2 separate regions of the Homo sapiens genome follow, and region 2 is linked to region 1. The links are chromatin loops, found by intact Hi-C in ENCODE. Cell type or tissue: PC-3. All regions are shown on one strand.

Evidence for each region. Peaks named below come from ENCODE experiments on the same cell type or tissue, not always from the same donor. Only the 100,000 strongest peaks of a DNase experiment are listed, where the experiment ranks them.
Region 2: a loop joins it to region 1, with 14 times the contacts of the local background. A loop is called at or near these places in 90 of 110 quality-filtered maps.

What each region holds. Positions count from the first base shown.
Region 1 is chr2:158,009,044-158,011,543 of GRCh38, forward strand. It overlaps a transcript of UPP2 not described here. Among named protein-coding and RNA genes, the nearest start is that of UPP2, 92 kb to the right of the region's middle. In PC-3, a CTCF peak has its summit at 1,451 (motif pointing left); DNase peaks (open chromatin) are centred at 1,438 and 2,198; H3K4me3 peaks cover 527 bases; H3K27ac peaks cover 1,031 bases.
Region 2 is chr2:157,496,257-157,498,756 of GRCh38, forward strand. No RefSeq gene overlaps it. Among named protein-coding and RNA genes, the nearest start is that of CYTIP, 53 kb to the left of the region's middle. In PC-3, a CTCF peak has its summit at 1,558; a DNase peak (open chromatin) is centred at 1,555.

The sequences.
Region 1 (2,500 bases):
TGATGGTCTCCTGAAATGCTTTGATATTGCAAATTTTAAATATTATAATTCTAACACATGCAAGAAATTATAGGACAGTACCCTTTAATTTTGGATTTAATTACTAAAGCTTTAATGAAATATATTCTCTTGGCTTTCTGGCTAGATTTTTTCAGGAAAAGTTATTAGTTTATTGTAGTTAATTCTAAAGCATGTACATTCTGAATTACTTGAATACAACAGTTTTTCTGCTTTGTCCTTGAATTCTTTCCAAAAATCATAAGGTATTGGATACACACAGTAATAGCAGATTTGCTTAAATGTCGCTATTAATCCAGTTTATAACCCCTAACATTTTGTACAAGGAATTTCAGAAAGAAACCCTTACATAGACATCTAATGTCCAGAATAACCAGAGCCAAACATAATGATTTTACAGTTGAAGGATAGCCAAGACGCACATTTTCTGAGTGTGGTTTTACTGGGAGTCTGTGTGCAGATGAAATATGGCTTTTAAGAACATAATCTTCATGGAAAAGGCTTTTCTTGTCATAGCACTGGGCTGACTTTCAAGCCAAGGTCAAAGTACTTTCTGCAGGTCTATTTTTAGGTTTCCCATTTCTCAACAGAAGGCTCCCAGTTTTGAGTTAGCGCAACGCAGACTGGACTGTGCCCTAGAAGGAACAGGAATGCTTCCTCTTTGTGGCTTCCCCTGCATCTACCTGCAGACTTCTTGCTTTGCACAGCTCCAGGGTGAATGGGCATTCTCCTGCGGGCTGCCTTCTGTGGTCATCTTGCCCCAGCAAATGCTGTAGTCTCTCGTAAGGCAAAGGGCTATGCAGGGTTACTTTCCTCTTGCTTCTTTTGGATTTTCTAAAAACGTGGCTACCTTACATTATTGCTATTAATCAAGAATTTTCCAGATCTTCAAACTGCAAACCCAAGGGGGGAAAAATGAGGTCAAAGTGATTTAATTTAGATTGAGGTGGAAGACACCAGGAAACGAGTATGTTAATCAAATATATCAAATGCTATTTCTTTGTCTTTGAAATTGAATACAGAGGACATAGAAGTCTGTAAATAAATTAATAAATTAATGCATGTATTTTGGTTTTATGTTATGGCTTTTCATCGAAAGCGACAGAAGAATGAGGATGAAGAAAACCCGGAAGAAAGACAAGCAATCAACCTTGATATAGGCGGAAAATATCTACTATAATAATTATGTATCACTTTCCCAAAAAGGAACACTAGATTGTTAAAAAGAGTAATCCCTGAATTTGTTATAAGTAGTGCTTTGATTTTATGAATATATGTTCTTAAAATATTTTCCTTTCCTTATTTTCTAGTGAGGAAAGATTTAAATATCCTATCCTGGATGCTGGAAACTGTTGCATCCTCTTCCCGCCAACCATTAACTTTTACTTCCTTGCATAACAGCCCCATCTTGTGGTTGTTTGTAAATTTTCCACTAAAGATATGTTGCATTTTCACAGTTACGGGCATAAGTGGAATCCTCCCTTTTACCTTTCCTAGTAGGCTGAATCAAATTAAGCAGGAAAGAAGAACGGGTATGCATGAATTCAATTTAAAAGGCCAAAAACTGGTGAGGGAAATACAGGGCAGGTATTCAACAAGGATTGTTTGCATTAATGTTAAGTGAAGGCACAGTTATATTAATAGGTAAAAGGTAATACAATGAGTTCCCTCCAATGAGAGCATCATTAGCTCCCTCTTTTTCTTTTTTTTTTTTTTTTTTTTGAGACAGAGTCTCGCTCTGTCACCCAGGCTGGAGTGCAGTGGCACAATCTGGGCTCACTGCAATCTCTGCCTCCTGGGTTCAAGTGATTCTGGTGCCTTAGCCTCCCTAGTAGCTGGGACTACAGGTGCACGCCTCCATGCCCAGCTGATTTTTGTATTTTTAGTAGAGACGGGGTTTCTCCATGTTGGCCAGGCTGGTCTCGAACTCCTGACTCAAATGATCCACCCACCTCGACCTCCCAAAGTGTTGGGATTACAGGTGTGAGCCACAGTGCCCGGCCTCCTCCCTCATTATCTTAATAAAGCTTCTGATCTGGCACCTGTCTGCTTCACTAGGCCAAGGAGGCTTACCAGAGCTCATACAGAGCGCTGCAATTCCAAACCCTTGTGCTGGGGAACACCCTTTGGTTTCACACGGCAGAAATACAATAGGAAATAGCTTCAGAAGAATGCGAAGGTAATGACTCAGGTAACCAGACAGCCAGAAGGACAGAGGAAATGGGTGATTCAGAAAGACCTGACACAGGGTTCTGAATGCCAGCAGGACTCTTTCTCCCTCCTGCGTCTCTGAGTGTTTTGCTCATTGTCTTTTTCCCCTCTGCTTCTTTTCTGGCTCTTTACAGTTTCCAGGCTCACATCTGGGCTCATGGCTCTCTAACTGGAGAGAAGGAGCCCTCCTTTCCCATAAAGTTTTGAAAAAAAGCTAGGGAAGAAGTCTGATTGGCTTGTTTTGGGCCACATGACCACCCTTTGATCAATT
Region 2 (2,500 bases), 510 kb before region 1:
TCCCCATTTCCTCATCTGTAACTCTTTTGTCTGATAGGGAGAAACTGGCTCTCATTATTCACAATTTGTTTACTTATTTGTTCAATCTTAGAATACATATAGTTTTAGAATTACTGACACATTTTCCTGAGAAGGAAAATGAAAAATGAATTTCCTGAGAAGGGTACAATATTTTTGTGCAGTTTTTTTTTATCTTTGCCCTTATAGAATATATTTAAAAGGCTGTTTTTCAGTATTACTTAGATTCATTCTTTTTTATCCCATTTATTATGGTTGTGGTATTAATTTTGCGTTACATGCATTGGTTACTGTTTGTGTTCTATTTTGGTTTCCCACACATCCTGGTTAATATAAATTAGTTTTTTAAATATGTGAAACACTACTTGGTTCAAGAAGTTAGAAACATCCCAGAAGATGTACTTGCAGAAGTATCCCACTTCATTCCTTCTAACCATTCCCATTCCCCTATTCTTTCCACCCCATTCCCACTGATCTCTGTAAATAACCAATCACAGTAGTTTCTACTTTTACCCTCCTATATTTCTTTTTGTGCAGATGAGAAAATATACGTATATTTTCTTATATCTCTTTCTTTCTCATCTAATGGTACCATACTATAGATATATGTGCACTTTACTTTTTTCACTTAAAAGCATATCCTAGGCCAGGCGCAGTGGCTTACACCTGTAATCCCAGCACTTTGGGAGGCCGAGGCGGGCAGATCACGAGGTCACGAGATCAAGACCATCCTGGCCAACATGGCGAAACCCCATCTCTACTAAAAATACAAAAATTAGCTGGGCGTGGCGGTGCGCACCTGTAGTCCCAGCTACTCGGGAGGCTGAGGCAGGAGAATTGCTTGAACACAGGAGGCGGAGGTTGCAGTGAGCCGAGATCGCACCACTGCACTCCAGCCTGGGCGACAGAGCGAGATCCGTCTTAAAAAAAAAAATTTATTCTGGATACCAGTATAATATCAGTCCAGAGATTCTTCACTCATTTTTACAACACCATAATACTCTCTATGGTGTGGATGTGCCATAGTTTATTCAACCATTCCCCCTAAGTATGGACATTCTGGTGTTTTTCCATAACTTGCATTTACAAACAGTGCTTCAGTGAATAACAGTGTGCACATGTATTTAGTTGTATTGCTGGAGCTGTGCTTTCAGAATAACTTCCTAGAAATAGGATTAATGGGTCAAAAGGTAAATGCATGTATACTTTTGTTAGTTATTGCTAAATTTTTCTAGGGGCTTTTAATAGCTGTTAATGTCCAAGCTGCACCCCAGAGATTCCAATATAATTGGCCAAAGGCTGGGCGTTAGTATTATTTTTTAAATTTGTACCCCTTTGTTGAGATGTAATTTACATACTATAAATTCACTCTAAGCGTAAGATTCAATAACGTTAAAGTTAATTTATACAGCTGTGCAAGCATTACCAGTATTGTTCTTTTCAAAACTCTCCATGTGATTCTAATGATAGTCGAGAGATTAAGGTGACTAAACAAGGTCATTATTGCTGATGCTTTTCACTACCATATGGTGTCGCTGTCCTGCTACTTGAAGGCACAGGGCTTTTCTTAATGCTATAGTGCTCTGCCGTTTTAAATCCAGTGGAACCTATTTCACATTAAACCAGACTCCTCTTTAAGGATATTGTCTTATTCATGTCAATTGGTCCCTTCTGTCCCAGCAACCAGCTGAGCATAATCCTAAAAAAAGAAGTCAACATATATTTTGAATATCACCCACAGGAGGTAGTCTTTTGAGTGACTCCCTTAAGAAGGACTCATACTATTTCGTATATAAAGGGGCTGACACAGACCCAGTCTGGGAAATGCTGGGAATGGTTTCCTCAGGCAGGTGACATTTGAACTCCTTTTTAACTGATGACTATGACTTAACCTGGTGAAACACAGTGGGTAGAGGAGAGCACATTCCAGACAAAGCAAGCAGTACAGGCAATGGCCCTGCAGCAGGGCTGGTGTGCCTCGTGCACATAGAGATTATGGTGAAATATGTTGCTAAATAAGACCAGAAAGGTAGGCCTGAGGCCAGATCACCCCAGCTCTTTTAGGCCTGAAGCATTTTGGTCTCAATTTTAAAAGCACTGGAAACCCACTGAAAAAATTAAGTGCTAGACTAGAGAAGAAGTGGGCTTGTGTGACATTGTCAGATTTATTGAGAAAAGTTCACTGGGGCTGCAGCACACACACACACGCACAAAAGACTGGCAAAAGTGGCTAGTGGAAGACCAATTAGAGGACAAATGTGCTGAAGCACAGAAACATGATTTTTTAAAAATCCTACTTGGCGACCAGAGTGGTGCTAATATTGAGAAAAGCAATAGACTGACAGGACTTAATGATTGGTTGAGACTCTGGGGGCTGAGAGAGAAATGTATCAAGGATGACTCAGGTTAACAGACTACACCACCCACTTCTCCTTGCAGTCATCCCAGGTCCTCTCCTCTTTACTCCTCCTCATTCTTTCGG